Regions from separate parts of the Homo sapiens genome. Here region 1 is linked to region 2. The links are chromatin loops, found by intact Hi-C in ENCODE. Cell type or tissue: PC-3. All regions are shown on one strand. Each heading gives the region's core, and the rest is flanking DNA. Links, peaks and the distances in the headings are about the cores only.

Evidence for each region. Hi-C counts contacts between places; a loop is a spot of excess contacts. Peaks named below come from ENCODE experiments on the same cell type or tissue, not always from the same donor. Only the 100,000 strongest peaks of a DNase experiment are listed, where the experiment ranks them.
Region 1: a loop joins it to region 2, with 8 times the contacts of the local background. A loop is called at or near these places in 11 of 110 quality-filtered maps.

The regions. Positions count from the first base shown.
Region 1 is chrX:18,935,538-18,943,537 of GRCh38, reverse strand. It overlaps PHKA2 (phosphorylase kinase regulatory subunit alpha 2), which reads left to right. Exons shown (of 33, transcript NM_000292.3): 8 at 1,863-2,009; 9 at 3,490-3,543; 10 at 4,789-4,911; 11 at 7,388-7,483. Among named protein-coding and RNA genes, the nearest start is that of PHKA2, 45 kb to the left of the region's middle. In PC-3, for the core only: no CTCF peak of the experiment used is centred there; a DNase peak (open chromatin) is centred at 4,587; H3K27ac peaks cover 1,404 bases.
Region 2 is chrX:18,988,141-19,001,160 of GRCh38, reverse strand. It overlaps ADGRG2 (adhesion G protein-coupled receptor G2), which reads left to right. Exons shown (of 29, transcript NM_001079858.3): 25 at 1,201-1,300; 26 at 1,882-2,165; 27 at 5,009-5,110; 28 at 6,113-6,265; 29 at 10,113-11,854. The coding sequence ends at 10,297. LOC101928415 (a long non-coding RNA gene) reads right to left here. Exons shown (of 4, transcript XR_001755808.2): 2 at 12,820-12,903. Among named protein-coding and RNA genes, the nearest start is that of PHKA2, 11 kb to the right of the region's middle. In PC-3, for the core only: no CTCF peak of the experiment used is centred there; DNase peaks (open chromatin) are centred at 2,300, 5,710, 6,230 and 8,140; H3K4me3 peaks cover 1,568 bases; H3K27ac peaks cover 5,735 bases.

The DNA.
Region 1 (8,000 bases), core at 1-8,000, 55 kb after region 2:
GTAAGAATCAGTCAACTTAGTCTGTCTAAGCACTTTGTAAGCCAGAAAAGTATAAGACACCATGATGCTGTATAGATGGAATCAGCAATCCAAGCAGCCTTGTTTTGCAAGAGGCAAAGTCTGTTTTATGTCTTTTGAGCACATAGATGGTTTTCTTTCAGGTTTAGTTCACAGTGCCCCCAAATTGAATGATGAGCAAGCACTAGTTCACTTGGGGGTGAGGGGTTGGGGATGGGTGAAATAGGTAGTGGAGAAGAAATGAGATGGGAAAGATGGGAAATTAGTACAACCTCTGTGAAATACAGGTCAGAGAAAGGAGTGATCTAATACAGATTGGAGGATTCTATTGAGCAGAGTGCACGTCATCAATTGCTAGGCCCTCAGCAAACTCTTATTTAGCGAGGGCCCGCTGTGTGCCAAGTACGTTGCTGGGGCTAAAGAAGGTCAGATACATAAAGACTTGTGAATGGAGAGCTTTGGTAGAAGTTTGTGTTTCCAGGCAGAGAAACCCTAGGGAAGAGTGAGTTACAGAACAGGGCCCTGGGCTCAGTTGGCTATAGAAAATAAAGCTTTATTCTGAAGCTGAAGGGTTCCACCCATCTTGACCCTATCTTCCAGCTCACTCAATTTTTCCCCTTTAGGTAGTCCCGGTATTTCTTGGGGTATAGTCTATTTTTTTTTTTTTTTTTTAAGAGGAGGTCTTACTCTATCGCCTAGGCTGGAGTGCAGTGGTGCAATCATAGCTCCCTGTAACCTCAAACTACTGGGCTCAAGCAGTCCTCCCGCCTCAGCTTCCCAAGTAGCTAGGACTACAGGCACGTGTCACCCACACCCAGCTAATTTTTTTTTAATTTTTTTGTAAAGTCAGGGTCTCACTCTGTTGCCCAGGCTGTTCTCCAATTCCTGGCCTCAAGTGATCTTCCCACCTCAGCCTCCCAAAGCTCTGGGGTTGCAGGCATGAGCCACTGTGCCTGGACGTGGTGTGCATCTTAATAGATGTGTAATCCAGTGGAAATGCGTGAGCTTTGCAGCCAGCTGGGCCTGAGTTAGAATCCTAGTTCTGTCACTTACTAGCTGCTCGAAGTCTCAGGGTCCTCAGGTGTGAATTGGACATGGTACCCTAAGTCCTTCTTCATATGAAAGATTCAATGAGCTTATGTTTGCAGGGGTCTAGCCCCATGTCTGTACGTGTTAGATCTCAGTGTTAATTCCTTCCTTTCCCAAACTTTTCCTGATAATTTCAACTCCTTTACAAGTTTCCAGCGCCTAATCCAGCCACTTATTTATAATTGAGGCCATATTATAGTGCCTCTAAGTAACCCTAGAAAGATTCTAGGACTAAACTAATTCTGTGGTTTACCATTTTGTCTGAGTGTTCATGAGATCTTCTGGATTTGACTCCTCCTTTAAGTGGTTTCTGGATCACCCAGTCCAACTGGTCACATTCCACAGAAGCCAGACATTTCTCCAAGCTGGCCCCATGTATGTGTTCTTTTCTGGTCTCTGTCTTCATAGCCAAGACAGCTTAGCCTACTGACACAGGTGGCCCTATAGTTCCTCCCCTACATGTCCTAAAGGTCTGGCAAAGTCAATAGGGCATGGAAGGAAGGGAGACAAGCAGTTCTTAGCGTGGGCTTCAGACAGTACCATGCTCTCCCCAAGCCCTGACTTCTCGCCTGAGGAATAGGAATCATTGGCTGGATATACAGTGTTGGCCAGCAGGGGCCATGTTGGTAGGACAAAGCTCTACTCAAAATTGGCAACCGTATTCGAATGTTCCCTTGGGGCCGAGCTCATGGTCCCTAGATACTGCGCCTATTAGCGCATCTCCAGGTTAAACCACCTCTTTGTTTTTCATTCAGTCTATTCTGTTCTCCATGCTGCCAAGAGCGTCGACATCTAAAGAAATTGATGCTGGACTTCTTTCCATTATTTCCTTCCCGGCCTTTGCAGTGGAAGATGTAAACCTTGTAAATGTGACCAAAAATGAAATTATTTCTAAGCTCCAGGTAAGCATTAGTCATGCTGGTGCCCTTCTGTCCTGTGTGATGTGCATGGAGCAGCTCACCCATGCCTCAGTTCCCCATGAGGTTAATTGCTTGATTTATCTAAGCAGATGCATACAGCGTTCAAAGCTGAGTCTACAGGCAAGAAAACAAAGTCTCCGAGTGATTTAGTGGCTTGGTTCTCTCCTTGAGAAGCAGAACTGGCACTCAGGCAGGCACCTTTGAACCCCAGTTTGTACCAGTACCATACTTCTAAGGCAGAGCTACTTAACCCTTTAGAGGTCACAGACAGTGTATAGAGTCACTGCCAGAAAAAAAAATGCATATGTCCCAATATCCTCAAACTTTACACACAATTTCAATGGACTTGCCAATCCCAAAGTTACCTTCAGGTTAAAATAATCCCTGTTTTGAGGTGAAATGCAGTAACCGTGATACACTAAACTGAGAATATTAAATACTCCAGCCAGTTGAAACTATCGGTAAAATTATCAAAGAATGTAAGTTTCCCTAAGCTGAAATCTGCAGATTGATTGTCCTACTTAGGTTCCATGAAAAATGCTTTTGTCCCTTGGAGTCCCTATGTCTCCAATCATATTCCCAAAAGAAAGCAGCTGTCTCAGTCAGGGTTCAGTGGGAAAAAGGGAACCCCTTTAGGTAGTTGAAGTAGGAAGGGAATGAATACAGAGAATGAAGTGTTTACAAGAAGAGCGGGTTCTAGGCTCAGCCTCCTGGGATGACTCCCAGGACAGTGCGGTGCTGGTCGCTAGGGCTAGGGACGTGGTTGCCTCCATGACCCTCGCGAGAGCCACATCTGCTGTAGCAGCCTCCACATACTTACGGAACTGGAGAATGGACACCCAAAGCTGTGATCTATGGATTAAGGGCGTCAGATTAAGAGAGTGCTGCCCCTGCCCTCCTTTCGTAGCATCCAGGAAGCTGGGGCAGAACCCTGGAGCCTGCAGCCCAAAACCAGCAGCGACAGTCCTAAGCACAGGAAGCTGCCCCCTCCCTTTCTGCTAATCTTTGTGGAGGTGCATCTGACCTTAGAGCCTCCTCTGCAGCCAAAGCCTAACTTCCAGGAGCCTGGGGAATGTCCTTGCAGCTTTCCAATCTTGCAAGTAGGAGCAAACCAATCCAAGTATCTGCCTTGGTGGCTTTTCTAAATAGTGAGGGTCCTTTTAGGTCTCTGTGTAATACAGTAAATCAGAATGAAGGCATGGTCGTTCACTGAACTCTTGGTAATAACTCTTGCAGCCCTGATACTCTGATGGAATGTTTTGGCGTTCCCTTCCAAGTACCGATCAAACCTGAATTGATTTTGCTTATTACTTAAATATATTAATAACTATACTGACAGCAAAGAACACTTGGTATAAAATTCATTACTAAAAGATTCATGGGAAAGAGGGTGCAGGGCTGACTTGAATTAAAAAGGCAAAAAAATTTCTCTGAGCTCATCGAATGTACTTTCTCTTATTAGGGGCGTTATGGATGCTGTCGCTTCCTTCGAGATGGTTATAAAACTCCAAGAGAGGTTGTATTTAAATATTGTTTCTTATCTTTCCTCAACTGTTTCATCTCTAAGTTGCCAATGTGTTGTTCTCCCTCTGCTGATTATAATTTTATGTTGGAATATTGGAAAGGGAAGTATTAATTTTGGAGTCAGCAAGCCTGGAGCCAGGCAATAGCATAGTATCTTTAGTAGGGACGGTGAGCTGGTCATTTAAAACCAGCTTGGCCAGGCGCGGTGGCTCACGCCTGTAATCCCAGCACTTTGGGAGGCCAAGGTGGGCGGATCACGAGGTCAGGAGATCGAGACCATCCCGGCTAACACAGTGAAACCCCATCTCTACTAAAAATACAAAAAATTAGCCGGGTGTGGTGGCGGGCACCTGTAGTCCCAGCTACTCAGAAGGCTGAGGCAGGAGAAAGGCGTGAACCCGGGAGGCGGAGCTTGCACTGAGCCGAAATCGCGCCACTGCACTCCAGCCTGGGTGACAGAATGAGACTCCGTCTCAAAAACAAAAACAAAAACAAAAAACCAACTTGTAGGCCAGGTGCAGTGGCCTGTAATCCCAACACTTGGGGAGGCTGAGGAGGGAGGATTGCTTGAGCCCAGGAGTTCGAGACCAGTCTGGGCAACATAGTGAGACCTTGTCTCTACAAAAAAAATAAAATAAAATTAGTGAGGCAGGTGTGATGGCATGTACCTGTGGTCCTAGCAACTCAGGAGGCTGAGGTGGTAGGATCACTTGAGCCCAGGAGGTCAAGGCTGCAATGAGCAGAGATCACACCATTGTACTACAGCCTGGGTGACAGAGTGAGACCCTGTCTCAAAAAAATAAAAATTTCTTTAAAATTTTAAAAATAAATAAAACCAGCTTGTAGACAAGGAGAACTGGTTCTGTGGCTCACACATTTTTCTTAAAGACCGACTGTGGCCTCCTCCTCGGGTTTCTTTGCCACACTGACTAATATAATGATATAAATCAGATCCTCTGCCAAACTTGGTGGTAGACATATTGCTATTTCTTTGTTAGAGTTATAGGAAGCTTTAGTATAATAAACTACCAAGGAGTCTTGTGTATGTTTCTGACTTACTTTCTGAAATATTACCATGGCAAACTGCCAAAAACAGCATCTCATTATAGTAAAATCCTACTCATGCCAACTTCAAAGCTGTAAAAATCAGTCAAGCATGGGAAACCCCATGAGGCACAATGGTATTATGTATGTATTCTGACATCACCTTTTAAAAGTTTGACTTATTTGATTCTAGGACCCTAATCGACTGCATTATGACCCTGCTGAACTCAAGCTCTTCGAAAACATTGAATGTGAGTGGCCTGTGTTTTGGACATATTTTATAATAGATGGAGTCTTCAGTGGTGATGCTGTTCAGGTGAGAAAATGCTGGGTGTTACGTTGATAATTATTTTCATTCCACTGGTATACTGATTATTATTAGAACATAGGGTTATGCAAGAATTTAGGTCACTGTTTCGGTTATCTGTTCCCACTTAGCAAACTTTCCCAAAACTGAGTGAATTAAAGCAACACCTATTTTATTTATTTGCTCATGATTCTGCAATTTGGGCAGAGCCCAGCAGGGACAGGTTGTCTCTGCTTTACCTGCTGTCAGCTGGGATGGTTCCATGGAAGTGGAGAATCTATTTCCAAGATGGCCTCACTCACATGGCCAATTGATGCTGGCTAGCAGCTGATGCTGGGAACTCAGCTGTGCTATTGGTGGGGGCCTTGGTTCTCCTCCACATGGCTAGCTTGGGCTTCTCACAATATTGTAGTCTCTGGGCCATTAATTTTACATGTTGGTTGTTTTCCCCTCAGAACACAAAAGCAGAAGCTGCCAAGCTTCCATAAGTGTTAGGCCCGGAACTGACAAAATGTCACTTTCATCACATTCTGTTGGCTAAAGGACCATCCCATATTCAAGCGGGAGGGGACTAGACAAGGGCATGAGTACTAGGAGGCGTGGTTCACTGGGGTCTAGCAAGAACATTCCATCACAGACAGGTTTTGTTGTTGCTGTTGTTCTTTCCAGATCAGCCAGTGGTTTGCTGTCTTTAGCCCTAGTTTGGGGTGCTCTTGGATAACATCTTACTTCATGTAACAGCCTCCTCACTCGAATCTCAGCCTCCGGCCTGGTTCCCTGCTGTTTCCATTCTTCTCACCCATGCCAGAGTGATCTTATTAAAAGGCAAATTAGGTTATGCTACTGCCTTGCTTGAAAGCTTGCTTGAAAACCACTTCATGCGTTTTGTGGGGTTCCATATGATCTGATCCCTGCTTTCACCCCTGTAGCCTCATTTCTTAGTGCTTCTTTCTTGAGTTCTGTGATCCAAGCACAATGAAATCCTTTCAGTCCTTTAAACAGGCCATGTGCCCTCCTCTCTTCTCAAAGGCCGAGGACATTCTTTTCTTCCCCAATTGCCCCTCCCCCTTCCCTTGGTTCAATGTAAGTGTGTCTTCTTTCAGAAAGCTTTCTCTGACCCTAAAAGCTGGGGCAGGTGCTCCTACGACCCACAACTATAACAGCATGGGTCACACTATGTTGTATCTCCCCCTTACCTGTCAAAGGACGCTGGTAGAGGCCATCTCTCTCCAGTTCACGGGTATAGTCCCTGTGCCTAGTGCATAGTATGTGCTCAGTAAACATTTACTGATGCAACTCTCATTTGTTCATGACCTATCTCTTTAGCTTCTACTTGGTACCATGCTCTGTGCTGAGCCCTGAGCATACTTTGTTGAACAGAACCGACCTGTCTTTGTGCAGGTTACATGAATGACTGACATCGCAGATGCTTTGCCATTTTTTCAACTGGTTCTGATCACATGTTTGGTGGGGGTGGGGATGAGCAATCAGAGATTCACTTTAGCTCTTGACAGCTCTCCTGCTCAGGAATGCTGGGGGGCTTCAGAACCAGCAGTCAGCTGGAAATGTTAATATTTCCCCACTGTTGATGCTTTCTCTTAGGCTTCAGTGATTATCTTAGGTTTTCTGTCATTTTATCCCAGAATTGAAAGATCTCAAAAGAATTGACTTAGAATTTCAGTTGTGAATAGGCTTAACAATGATGGGGGGAAGAAAACTCAGGAGAGGAAAATGACTGTGTTTAGCGTCTTGTTGATTAAGCTTCATGGAATCTACTACCCTTCTACACCTTTGCTGTCGCTCACACTTGTTGCCCAATGACATTTTTAATATGGGGTCAACTTTTTTAGCGCCCACACATGAGTGAGAACATGTGGCATCTTTCTGTGCCTGGCTTATTTCACTTAACACACTGACCTCCAATTCCATCCATGTTACTACAAATGACAGAATGTTATTCTTTTTTTATGGCTGAATAGTAATGAATGCCTCTTAAGTGGAAAACTTACCAAGAGGTGGAAATGGGTACACTGCTTAAGATATAGCTTCCCCCACAAGAAGTTTATAATCCGGTTACTGAGACAAAATTTAAATATATGAGGGGTTAAGAATGAAATAATTACATGACGAGTTAAAGACAGAACAGGAAAGACATCTGATACACAGTGTAGATATGACTACTAGAGGAATTTTGAGGAAGAAACAGCTACTGTATGATGGGTGCTCTGTCTCTCTTTCTGGAAGCAAGACAGGCAGGGCTGAGCTTAGATACACTCCTGAGAGGAATAGCCGATCGTGTTTAGCTCCTCCTAACACTGTAAGTGTGCCTCCTGCACTCCTGGAGCTGAGGGTATTTGTGCATTTCTTTGCCCTGTGTCTGAACTCTAATCTGTTGCCATGAGAGCTTTTTTTCTATGTTGCACCGCTGTTACAGCAATCATGACCAGACCTCCTTCCTGCCATGGATGATGGGGCTGTTTTCCAGGTCCAAGAATACCGAGAGGCCCTGGAGGGAATACTCATCAGAGGCAAGAATGGGATCCGCCTGGTGCCTGAACTCTACGCTGTCCCGCCTAACAAGGTAACCCAGTGGCAGAGGGCCCTTTGCACCGCTTATCTAGAAATAAGTGACTCATTGCTTGGCCTGTTGGTATTCTTTATCCCCTTTTTCGAACTAATGAACACTTTTTCTCCAAACATGGTTTCAAAAGCCTTAGGTAGGCTGGGCGCGGTGGCTCACGCCTGTAATCCCAGCACTTTGGGAGGCTGAGGCGGGTGGATTACTTGTGGTCAGGAGTTTGAGACCAGCCTGGCTGACATGGCAAAACCCCATCTCTACTAAAAAAAAAAAAAAAAAATACAAAAATTAGCCAGGCATGGTGGCACATGCCTGCAGTCCCAGCTACTTGGGAGGCTGAGGCAGGAGAATTGCTTGAACCTGGGAGGTGGAGGTTGCAATGAGCCGAGATCACACCACTGCACTTTAGCCTGGGCTACAGAACGAGACTCCATCTCAAAAAAAAAAAAGCCTTAGGTAGTGTTCCTGTCTATCCCAAGGAATCATGACTTTGGAAAAATATGTGGAACACGCTTGACCA
Region 2 (13,020 bases), core at 2,289-10,288:
ACCCTCCATCCTTCACTGGGTCTCAAAGTCTTCAAATTGAGGACTTTTGGTTTCATAATGAAAGATTTGCCAGGAGTTGCTGACTCTTAAATATACATTCCAGACATGTATAAGTTAAAGGCACAACGCTGGGTGCAGTGGCTCATGCCTGTAATCCCAGCACTTTGGGAGGCCGAGGTGGGCGGATCACCTGAGGTCAGGAGTTCGAGACCAGCCTAGCCAACATGGTGAAACCCCGTCTCTACTAAAAATACAAAAATTAGCCAGGTGTGGTGGTGCACACCTGTAATCCCAGCTACTTGGGAGGCTGAGGCACAAGAATCGCTTGAACCCGGGAGGCGGAGGCGGAGGTTGCAGTGAGCCGAGATTGTGCCACTGCACTCTAGCCTGGGTGACAGAGGGGGGCCGGGTGGGGGGTGGGGAGTTAAAGGCAACACTGGCAGCTGTAACAGATTCACCTTGAAATCTCAGTAGAAGATCATTTCTCACTCACCTACAGTCTAGTTAGCAGGGGCAGAGGAGTCCCTGGTCTTGCAGTTATTCAGGGATCCAAGCTATTGAAGACTCTGCCTCAAGGTTGCCCTAAGTTTGCAGGCAAAAAGAAAGTAGAGGATCTCACAGGAGGTTTCTATGGGGCAGGCCTGGAAGTGGAGCAAATCACTTGTGCCCGTATCCCATGGGCCCAAAGTGAGCCATGTGGCCACACACACCCAGCTGCCTGGGAGGCTGGGAGCATCCAGTCATGTGCCAAAGAGGAAAAGAAACCAGCCTGGTGAACAGCTAGCCAGTCTCTGCTACAAGATGTAAATAGGATGTGATCTCTAGTCTTGTCACCCACTTTGGTTATTAGAACTAGGTGTGACCAGCCGGGTGCGGTGGCTCACGCCTGCAATCCCAGCACTTTGGGAGACCGAGGCGGGCAGATCACGAGGTCAGGAGATCGAGACCATCCTGGCTAACATGGTGAAACCCCGTCTCTACGAAAAATACAAAACAAAAATTAGCCAGGCATGGTGGCACGCGCCTGTAATCCCAGCTACTAGGGAGGCTGAGGCAGGAGAATCACTTGAACCCAGGAGGCGGAGGTTGCAGTGAGCCGAGATCGCACCACTGCACTCCAGCCTGGGTGACAGAGCAAGAATCCGTCTCAAAAAAAAAAAAAAAAAAAATTAGGTGTGACCAATGTTTCCCATCTTCCAGGGGTACCAGCTGTGGTTGTGACCATCATCCTGACTATATCCCCAGATAACTATGGGCTTGGATCCTATGGGAAATTCCCCAATGGTTCACCGGATGACTTGTGAGTACAAAGCCCCCTAAGGGAATGCTAAGTGAACTGGAAAACGGAATGCTCCTAGAAAACGGAGGATCTAATCAGCATATTGACTCCTGCTATCATCCTAATAAAACCCAGCAATACTTCACAGCAGCCTTCACAGTCATATGTAATGAGAGAAGCTAGCTGGAAATGCCATGCTACTCTTCAAGTGATGAATTAGGAGCTATTCTGAAAAGAAAAATGAATTAGGAAGAACTATTTTGAAAATATTTTCATTAGCCTCTGATAAAATGACATTCCAGTTATATTAATAAAGACTCATAGAACAGAGTTGCTAGGATTTACAGGGGCAAAATCCTGAATGTTTAAAAAAAGGTCTATTTTTAAAATACTTTAAATCACCAAGTGTCCTCAAATAAACTCTTAGATTATTTTCCCTAGAGCTATAAATGGTTGTAGAGAATAGCAGTTTTATCATTTTTTTTCTCTTGTACTGGTAGAAAATGTTTCAGTAAAATGTTAGAGATTCATTGTATCATTTTGAACTCTAGTTCATTACTATAATATGTTTTCCCCTGTTTCCCCCCCTCCACAAACTCCAGCTGCTGGATCAACAACAATGCAGTATTCTACATTACGGTGGTGGGATATTTCTGTGTGATATTTTTGCTGAACGTCAGCATGTTCATTGTGGTCCTGGTTCAGCTCTGTCGAATTAAAAAGAAGAAGCAACTGGGAGCCCAGCGAAAAACCAGTATTCAAGACCTCAGGAGTATCGCTGGCCTTACATTTTTACTGGGAATAACTTGGGGCTTTGCCTTCTTTGCCTGGGGACCAGTTAACGTGACCTTCATGTATCTGTTTGCCATCTTTAATACCTTACAAGGTAAGCTTTACAGCATCAAATACAAACTGAATGATCCCAGTTGAATATAAAAATGTAGCTACTAAAAGAGTACAGGCATGCCTCAGAGATGTTGGGGGTTTGGTTCTAGACCACTACAATAAAGCAAATATTGCAATAAAGTGAGTCACACAAATTGTTGTTTCCCAGTGCATATAAAAGTTGTGTTTACACTAGACTATAGTCTATTAAGTGTGCAATTGCATGATGTCTAAACAAATGTACATACTTTAACTTAAAAATATTTTATTGCTAAAAACTGCTGATACAGAGACACAAGGTGAGTACATGCTGTTGGAAAAATGGCCTTGAGAGACTTGCTGGACGCAGGGCTGCCACAACCTTCAATTTGTAAAAAAAAAAAAAAAAAAAAAAAAGTACTATCTGTGAAACCCCATGAGGTATGCTTGTATATGCAAAGTAGCTTATTTAGTGGCTTATGATATTTTCATTGAAAAACATATTTATTATTGAGAGGGAGTGCTTTGAGATCCTTGGAGGAAAGGTGCTTACTAAATTCAAGAAATGGTGTTTTTTTCTCCTTATTCATAGTTGTCTCCTTGGAGAGACCATATTGAGGGGAACCTGCCAGGAACACTTTTTGAAAAAGTCAATTATTCTTCCTTCACTTGGTTTCTTTTAAAAAAAAAAACTTTTGTATTCAAGTAGAACATGCAGACTGTAAGCACACATACCATGACTGTGCCTGTGGGAGCTCACCACTCTCCCCTCCTAGGTCAGCGATTTGGAGACAATGAGAAATGGGAAGGCAACAGACAGACCCAAGTGGCAGCAGTCTTACTTGAAGGCTAATCCCAAGAAGTTGCTGCCCTGGGACACTCAGCGGGAAAGAGAGCAGGCTCTGTGTGTCGCCATCTGCTTTAGGTTTCCCATTGGTTAATGAAGCCCATGCATCTTGGAACCCTGATAGTTGTACTCTTTAGAAAGGAAAATGACTAATTCTTTTAGAGCAGTGTTATGAAAGACGTGTCTGCTGTTAATTTTTAATGGAAGTGCTTTGGCATTAAAAGCCCAGCAGGCTATTAGGTTTACATTACAATAACAATAATTCACTGTCCCTTAGTTTCCTTTTATTCTGAATCCTCTTTTGGGGATGCCTTTTAATTGCCTTCTCATTGGCTTTTGTTCATCTTTCCTGTTGCTTTTGCTCCCATATTGTCCTTCTCTAGTTCTATCAGGCAATAGATCATCTTGTTGGTTTTCAGAGAAATCCCAACCTGAGGTTAAATTCAAATGCCGAATTTGGTTGTTGGTTCTTATTTTAATTTGGAGGAAGCCAGCAGAGATGCTTGTTTGGTTATATATGGTTATTAATTTTTACTTATAATATAGCGGTTCCTCAATTGGTATATCCAGGTGTTACACCGCATGGTATTACATACAAAACCAAAAACATGAGCAAATTCTTTTTAAGGGTCTTAAGAAAAGTTTTATTTGCCAACCACGGCAATACTGAAAGTAATAGATACTTTAAAAGAAAAAACATATATATATGCCCACATTACACTAATCATTGACATGAAAGCAAGGTACCCACCCTCACATGTTTAATGTGGAAACTGAATCTGCCTTTTTCTTCATTTCCCCAGATTATCTTCTCATTAGAATATGAATGGATAAAAGGAATGAATGTATTGTTTCATCTATACAAGGAAACTAACCCTAATGCACAGGGCTTTTGGGGTGGTTGAATATATATATATCTTCTGATTTTGGCCTCTCTTATACATGCTGTTTCTCTCCTAATGCAACCAATGGTCGACTTCCAGGGTGACAAATGAATGAAGCTGTGTAATATTCAGACATGGGTCTTGACGGTGGGCACATATACCCTACTAGAAGCAAAACTGTTTTGTTTGTTTGTTTTTTGAGATGGAGTCTCGCTCTGTCACCCAGGCTGGAGTGCAGTGGAGCGATCTCGGCTCACTGCAACCTCCGCCTCCCGGGTTCAAGTGATCCTCCCACTTCACCCTCCTAAAGTGCTGAGATTACAGGCGTGAGCCACCACCACGCCTGGCCCCTGGTATCTTAAAATGAAGGTTTTAAAGTGAATAGATTGGGGGTTTTTAAGTAGAAAGCAGAGAACCCAGAATTCATCCATTCACTCAGCAAATATTTATTGGCAAAAGCCTTGGGGAGTGGCAGCCATGGGGCTGGCTGGGGAGCCCTGGCCTGCCTTGACTGGGCACCTGAGTGGGTGAGAGGTGGAGTCCCAGGGCCCCTTCAGGTCTTCAGCTTGCTCTCCATGCCAGCACCTGGGGCAGGTCAGGAGGAGGCAGGCAGGTAGGTGAGTGCATTGCTGTACTGCCTGGGTTTGAGGGGGAGAGAGAGATCCAAGCAAAGGACATGGCAGTGGGCTGGAGAGGAGGAGAGTGGGAAGGGAAAGATGTGTGGAGGAGATGGCATTTGACAGAGCTTGGAAACGGATTCTAAATAGGGAGGGAGGGAGAGGCAGGAGCCTAAGTCCAAGCTGGGATCCTGGGTGGATGGCTTGTAATTCCAAGATACGGAAGGCCAAGGACAGGATGTGGGAGGAGACAGTGAATTTAATTGTGGAAATGCAAAGTTATGATTCCTTTTATCATATAAATATTCTTAATCTTACAAAGATTTTCTAAAGGCATTCATTCCCCGATGCCTTTTGACAGCAAGCTTTCCTAGGACTCTGAACTTTTTATTCAATTTGCAAAATTTCATGTTGCCCACAGCTGCCAAAATAATTATTAATATCTTTTGTGCAAAGTGAGCTTATGACATTCAGCTATTAGCTTGGAATTCATTGTGGGTTTTTTTTCCCTCCTTAGGATTTTTCATATTCATCTTTTACTGTGTGGCCAAAGAAAATGTCAGGAAGCAATGGAGGCGGTATCTTTGTTGTGGAAAGTTACGGCTGGCTGAAAATTCTGGTAAAGATTTACCTCACTTTTTCTCTTCCTCTTAAATCTCAAGGAAAAGATTGTATAAATTAAGATCCAAAGCAAATCCAATCTAGAAATCAGTGAATTCCAGCAAATCTGGAATTTGCTCAACAGAAAATATTGATCGTGAACATTAGGGAGAAAAAAAAATCTAGTGAATTAAAAAATAATTATTTCTATCTGGGAATTTTTTGAGCAATAAAATTGATGGGCTGGCTGCCTCTTCAATGAAGCAACAGTAAAATTTTTAGAATTGATTTTCTATTGAGATTATGCTTTTCATTTCCCAAAGTAATTTTTAATATTTACCTTGGTAATTTTTAAAATCTCAACTCAATCCTTTCTCCACAGGTCCTGGTTGTCAGTTGCTTTATTTGTTAGTAAGCCAGACTTTGTGTATAAGCTTTAGCATACATTTGGTTGTAACATACATTTGTTTATTTTGAAGTGATTTTCACATATACCCGGTTGGGTAGTAGAGCAAATAGCTCATTTTTTTTTTTTAAGAAAATGAGAAAAATGAAGTACTGTTTGAAAAGCTACATTCCTTTTGCATGAATACCACCTTTGCAGTATCTGGGCGACACGGGAGTCTGTATTCAGAAAATGGCAGTACACATAGTTCAATCATTTTCATGGAGTGAAGAACAATTAGTCATTACAACACAGACTATTTGTGTTCTTGTTAAGACAGTGTGAGGCTCTGAATCACTACCTAATTCTATGGATATTTATAGACATAATCAAATTAGCTTGGCCTTTAGTTCTAGGAGAATATAGGTTACTTTTAACCCCACAGTCATTTGAAGGACAAATGTAAATAATCCAAATGAAAATACATGTTATCACACCAACTGGTGGAAGGTGACTTCTCCATAAGATCCTGAAGTGAGAAATCAGTTGCTTAGGACTTGTTACACTGTGATCTGTCTCTTGCGTTTGAGCTTCAACATACTGCCCTGTTTTTCTGTAATGCTTATTCTGCTGTAGACTGGAGTAAAACTGCTACTAATGGTTTAAAGAAGCAGACTGTAAACCAAGGAGTGTCCAGCTCTTCAAATTCCTTACAGTCAAGCAGTAACTCCACTAACTCCACCACACTGCTAGTGAATAATGATTGCTCAGTACACGCAAGCGGGAATGGTATGTATGTCTCAATATAGTATTTCTCAAGCTAGTGTTTATTTTTTAAAATAGTTTTATCCTTTATTGGCATTTTGGCTAAGCAAAGTGAGTAACTATTAATACATATATGACTAGTGGATCAAAATGTGGTTCCCTTACAGAAGAGAAAGTTTACTAATCCAAATTGATTTATTATAGAGCAAATACTGGAACAACGATTTTTTAAGATTTGGTTTTTCATAGTGGGAATTGATGATGACCTAAAAATTTTAACATTTTAAATCCTCACTTAACTATTGTCCAAAGACTTCAGTATTGTGCTATTTCTGTGAGAGCAGTACCTAAAATAGCTGATAAGACTATAGCAATTTTTATTACATCTATCATAATATACATGTTCAACATTTTTTTTTTTTGAGATGGAGTCTCACTCTTGTTGCCCAGGCTGGAGTGCAATGGTGCAATCTCAGCTCACTGCAACCTCCACCTCCTGGGTTCCAGCAATTCTGCCTCAGCCTCCCGAGTAGCTGGAATTACAGGTGACCTACAGGTGACCGCCACGATGCCCAGCTAATTTTTGTATTTTTAGTAGAGACAGGTTTCACCATGTTGGCCAGGCTAGTCTCGAGCTCCTGACCACAAGTGATTTGCCCACCTCGGCCTCCCAAAGTGCTGGGATTACAGGTGTGAGCCACCGCGCCCAGCCAACACTTTTAAACCTTCCTATTTTTTGCTTTTCATGTTTGTTAATTCTTTCCCACAATGTGGCTGTCTTGTGACAGCACCCAAATCCCCATGAATATGTCAAAATACTGGAAGATGACTTGTGACCAGTATTGGTGACCATATATGTGACCAATATCTGAACAGATTATTGCTGCCATGCCTCCTTTACTCATTAATTCTGACATTTCTAGCTAAAACTTCTGTTACATTTTCTTTCTTTCATAAGACCAGGCTGTTCATTACTCATAAAAGCTTACCTTATCTATTTTTACCTTCTCTTGCTTCTTAATATATCTTTTGCATTCTTATAAAAACATAAGCTCTGCTGGTATAGTTTCTCCTTCCATGGAGAATTTGCCTGTATTCATTGTTTTAGGATGTTAGTTCTTTTCATGACTAACTCAAATAAATTTGTGAGAAGGTTCATACATCTACCAGTTTTCCCGTTTCCTGAAGATGGGCAGTCCTGCTGGTGTGTCTAGACTTTTTTTTTTTTTTTTCTTTTTTTTTATGACAAGGTCTCCTATTGCCCAGGCTGGAGTTCAGTGGTATGATCACGGTTCACTGCAGCCTCGACCTCCCAGGCTCAAGTGATCCTCCCACCTCAGCCACCCGAGTAGCTGGGACTGTAGGAGCATGCCACCATGGCTGGCTAATTTTTTTTTTTTTTTAAGATGCAGTCTTGCTGTGTTGTCCAGGTTGGTCTCAAACTCCTGGGCTCAAGTGATCCTCCCGCCTCAGCCTCCCAAAGTGCTGGGATTACAGGTGTGAGCCACTGTGCCCGGCCTGTCTAGGCTTTTAAAATACCATAGGATGCCTCAAAATCAAGGTTTCTCAACTTCAAGCACAATTGACATTTTGGGGCTGGATAATTCTTTTTTGTGGAATTGCAGGACATTTAGCAGGATCCCTGGACTCTATCAACTAGAGCCAGTAGCACCCTGCCCCCAGTTATGACAACCCAAAATGTCCCCAGACACTGCCAACTGTCCCAGGGGAGCGGGGAGAAGAAGGGAGCAAGATTGCCCCCAGTTGAGAATCACTGCTGTAAAAGATGAGAAATAACTGTTGTATAGCCTTAGCTCTTTACTGTCGATACCAGAAAGCAAGCTCTGGGCTCTACACCAAATAGCTCTATCAGGAATGATTCAATGTAGGTAAACAGAGGCGAGGCAGCGGGGAGCACAGCTGGTTAGTACGTTAGTGTGAGAAAGCAAATTGAAAGGAGAGACATCAAAGGAGCGAGCAGGGTCATCTGGGGCTCTGAATCCATAAACCAGATTTGTCCATATTCTCGAAAGAGCTCAGAGATGAAGCCTCACCTGCCTAGCTCTATCAACATGTTGTCATCCTTTGGGAAATCAGATTTCATGGAAACAGCACATTTTACCACAGTTGTTTAACACAGCTGATTTGACACAGCTACTTTTGATGCTTGACGGTGAGGATGGGGGTACATTTTAAGGCTGCCAAAATGGCTCAGTGTTTAATATCACATAATATGCATGTCAGATAACCATTCCTGACTCCTCAGTCCTTGCCCCAGCATCTGGGATAGATGAGGAATGGAATTGGCAATTTCAAAAAAGAAAGCTAGGGCTGGGCGCAGTGGCTCACACCTGTAATCCCAGCACTTTGGGAGGCTAAGTTAGGAGGATCACCTGAGGTCAGGAGTTCAAGACCAGCCTGGCCAACATGGAAAAACTCCATCTCTAATAAAAAATGTGAAAATCAACCAGACGTGGTGGCACACACCTGTAGTCCCAGCTACTCAGGAAGCTGAGGCAGGAGAATCGCTTGAACCCAGGAGACAGAAGTTGCAGTGAGCCTAGATCTCACCACTGCACTCCAGCATGGGCGACAGAACGAGACTCCGTCTCAACAACAACAAAAAAAGCTAGAAGTTTAATGATTTATTATGCCAGACCAAATTGTTCTTGCACCAAAATGTCCTCAAGCCGAAATGCCTAAATCCAAACAGCTGCCTCAGACAGTCACATGCCCTATTTGATCTGTGTCACAGATGGAGCTACGTTAACCATATTCATCACCTAGTTTGCATGAATATTACACAGTTCAGTTCTGAGCTGCCTTAGAGGGTGGGGTACCAGCAGCCATCTCATTTGGTACCCAGGACCACAAGGATCACAGTTTGGAAGCAACATCACACGTCAACTCCATTACTTCTGAGCTGTGTGACCTTGGGGAGAGCACTTAATTTCTGAAACCTTCGTTTCCTCATCTGCAAAATGGGGATAACAGTAGTACCCACCCTGCAGGGCTCTAAATGAGATAATAAAGTGTCCCAGTACTGTTATGATCATTGTTATCATAATCATGTCATGAACTATCAAATGGGCTTATTATTCAGCTTTGTGTATAGTCTCCCAATGGTCTAATGATCAGAAGGATGGTGCCAAGTAACTAGAGGAGGCCAGCACCTGTGCTCCCCTATAACTCAGGGCCTGCTTGGGGTGGGGAAGGCCCACGTCCAAACCAACAGTTACCCTTGAGTGCCCAGCTGCTCCCTGGCCTGGACTCTGAAGTTGGAATTGGTAGTTTCCTCTTGGGAATTTGTCCTGTCCTGATTTAGTCAGAGGAGCTGGTTTAATCTACAAGAGAGATGATTTCTTCTTGCCATGACTGTTGTAGCTGGTTGCTCTGGTTTCTCTGGTACAAAGTTTCATTTTATAGGAACCTAGGGAACCAAGAACTTCCTAAGGGTACATATGGGGATCTCTGTTAACATTAACCTTTTGGGAGACCAAAGTATTACCTTAGCTTATATTATACATATGCTGCTACTTGAAGTCAAAACATATCCAACCAGAGTTAGGAAGTGGGCCTTTTATTAATATATTACCTTGCTTCAGATTTTGACTGTTTCATTAAAAACCAAACAAAAAAAAAACTGCCATAGAGAACTGGTTTCTGAAGCAATCTCCACTTTGGTATGCTTACTTTGAGTGGCCTTAGGGAAGTAATGAAAAATAAATAAAATATGAACATATATCACAAATGTTTTTAAAAACATATTTTACAAATACATCTTTAAGAATAAAGCAATGTCTAAGTTTGTTTGCTTTTTAATGCTTTCTGTGGATACTTCATGCCACCCGCTTTGTGTTTCCTTATACAGGAAATGCTTCTACAGAGAGGAATGGGGTCTCTTTTAGTGTTCAGAATGGAGATGTGTGCCTTCACGATTTCACTGGAAAACAGCACATGTTTAACGAGAAGGAAGATTCCTGCAATGGGAAAGGCCGTATGGCTCTCAGAAGGACTTCAAAGCGGGGAAGCTTACACTTTATTGAGCAAATGTGATTCCTTTCTTCTAAAATCAAAGCATGATGCTTGACAGTGTGAAATGTCCAATTTTACCTTTTACACAATGTGAGATGTATGAAAATCAACTCATTTTATTCTCGGCAACATCTGGAGAAGCATAAGCTAATTAAGGGCGATGATTATTATTACAAGAAGAAACCAAGACATTACACCATGGTTTTTAGACATTTCTGATTTGGTTTCTTATCTTTCATTTTATAAGAAGGTTGGTTTTAAACAATACACTAAGAATGACTCCTATAAAGAAAACAAAAAAAGGTAGTGAACTTTCAGCTACCTTTTAAAGAGGCTAAGTTATCTTTGATAACATCATATAAAGCAACTGTTGACTTCAGCCTGTTGGTGAGTTTAGTTGTGCATGCCTTTGTTGTATATAAGCTAAATTCTAGTGACCCATGTGTCAAAAATCTTACTTCTACATTTTTTTGTATTTATTTTCTACTGTGTAAATGTATTCCTTTGTAGAATCATGGTTGTTTTGTCTCACGTGATAATTCAGAAAATCCTTGCTCGTTCCGCAAATCCTAAAGCTCCTTTTGGAGATGATATAGGATGTGAAATACAGAAACCTCAGTGAAATCAAGAAATAATGATCCCAGCCAGACTGAGAAAATGTAAGCAGACAGTGCCACAGTTAGCTCATACAGTGCCTTTGAGCAAGTTAGGAAAAGATGCCCCCACTGGGCAGACACAGCCCTATGGGCTCATGGTTTGACAAACAGAGTGGAGAGACCATATTTTAGCCCCACTCACCCTCTTGGGTGCACGACCTGTACAGCCAAACACAGCATCCAATATGAATACCCATCCCCTGACCGCATCCCCAGTAGTCAGATTATAGAATCTGCACCAAGATGTTTAGCTTTATACCTTGGCCACAGAGAGGGATGAACTGTCATCCAGACCATGTGTCAGGAAAATTGTGAACGTAGATGAGGTACATACACTGCCGCTTCTCAAATCCCCAGAGCCTTTAGGAACAGGAGAGTAGACTAGGATTCCTTCTCTTAAAAAGGTACATATATATGGAAAAAAATCATATTGCCGTTCTTTAAAAGGCAACTGCATGGTACATTGTTGATTGTTATGACTGGTACACTCTGGCCCAGCCAGAGCTATAATTGTTTTTTAAATGTGTCTTGAAGAATGCACAGTGACAAGGGGAGTAGCTATTGGGAACAGGGAACTGTCCTACACTGCTATTGTTGCTACATGTATCGAGCCTTGATTGCTCCTAGTTATATACAGGGTCTATCTTGCTTCCTACCTACATCTGCTTGAGCAGTGCCTCAAGTACATCCTTATTAGGAACATTTCAAACCCCTTTTAGTTAAGTCTTTCACTAAGGTTCTCTTGCATATATTTCAAGTGAATGTTGGATCTCAGACTAACCATAGTAATAATACACATTTCTGTGAGTGCTGACTTGTCTTTGCAATATTTCTTTTCTGATTTATTTAATTTTCTTGTATTTATATGTTAAAATCAAAAATGTTAAAATCAATGAAATAAATTTGCAGTTAAGATCTTTAAGTTTGGTAATTTTCACAAAGAAAAAACATCTGCAGTCTCTTTCCCTGGTGGCCTGGCATGGAAGTGGTGTAGGACATGCTGATTAAGACAAACACAATTGGCTGGGCATGGTGGCTCACACCTGTAATCCCAGCACTTTGGGAGGCTGACGCAGGTGGATTGCTTGAGTGCAGGAGTTGGAGACCAGCCCGGGCAGCACAGGGAGACCCCTGTCTCTACAAAAAATTAAAAATTAGTTAGTCATAGTGTTGTGTGCCTGTACTCCTAGCTACTCAGGAGGCTGAGGATGGAGGACTGCTTGAGCCTGGAAGTTTGGGGCTGCAGTGAACCACGATTGTGCCATTGCACTCCAGCTTAGGCGACAGAGCGAGACACCATCTCTTAAGAAGACAAACATAACAGTAACATCTTTTGGAAATCAGCAGGTACCCTGTGACTATGAAATTAGAGCAAGGGTTGTTCTGCCTCATGAGATCAGTTTCTGAGGTCTCCTTTCCCATTACTCTTTCAAGATTATCTCTTCAACACATTGCCTTTGGCCTGTAGGCAATGTACAAGACCCAATTCAGATCTCATCCAAGTATCTGCTTCCTCAGTGTCAAACAGGTAGGACTACTGAAAAGTGAGAACAGGATTTGGGATTTCTGCATTGCTGGTTAGCATGTGGGATCCCCAAATACGGGAAGCTGGCCTCACCCTGGTAAGAGGTCTCTGAGCAATCTCTTCTTCAAGGTCCTCAGCTCCCACAAAGATGCCGAGTACTAAATTCAAAGGAAGATGTGAGATCCTCTAGATTGGGAGAGGGGTGAGACCTCAGAAATCAATCCCCCAAAACAGATTATATAACCAAAATATACATAAAAGGATGCACAATGTCCAGTATCCTTTAGGTCCCACCCCCTTATTTTTCCTACTGTGTCTGTGCTGTGGTCCTTAAGCAGAATTCTCTCATCTATTTTTCTTACTTTAGACAGACGTACGGCAGGACAGAGAGTGTTTCTGAGAAGCATCCTCCTTTGGGTCTAAGATTGATCCCATGTTCTGAGACTCTATTGTAAGGAAACAGAGGTGGTGCCAATATTAGGAGGCAAGGAGTGTCAGGGCAGAGGCCAGTATTTAAAGAAGTATTTCCTCAAAATATTGGAGTAGTTTTTTTTTGTTTTGTT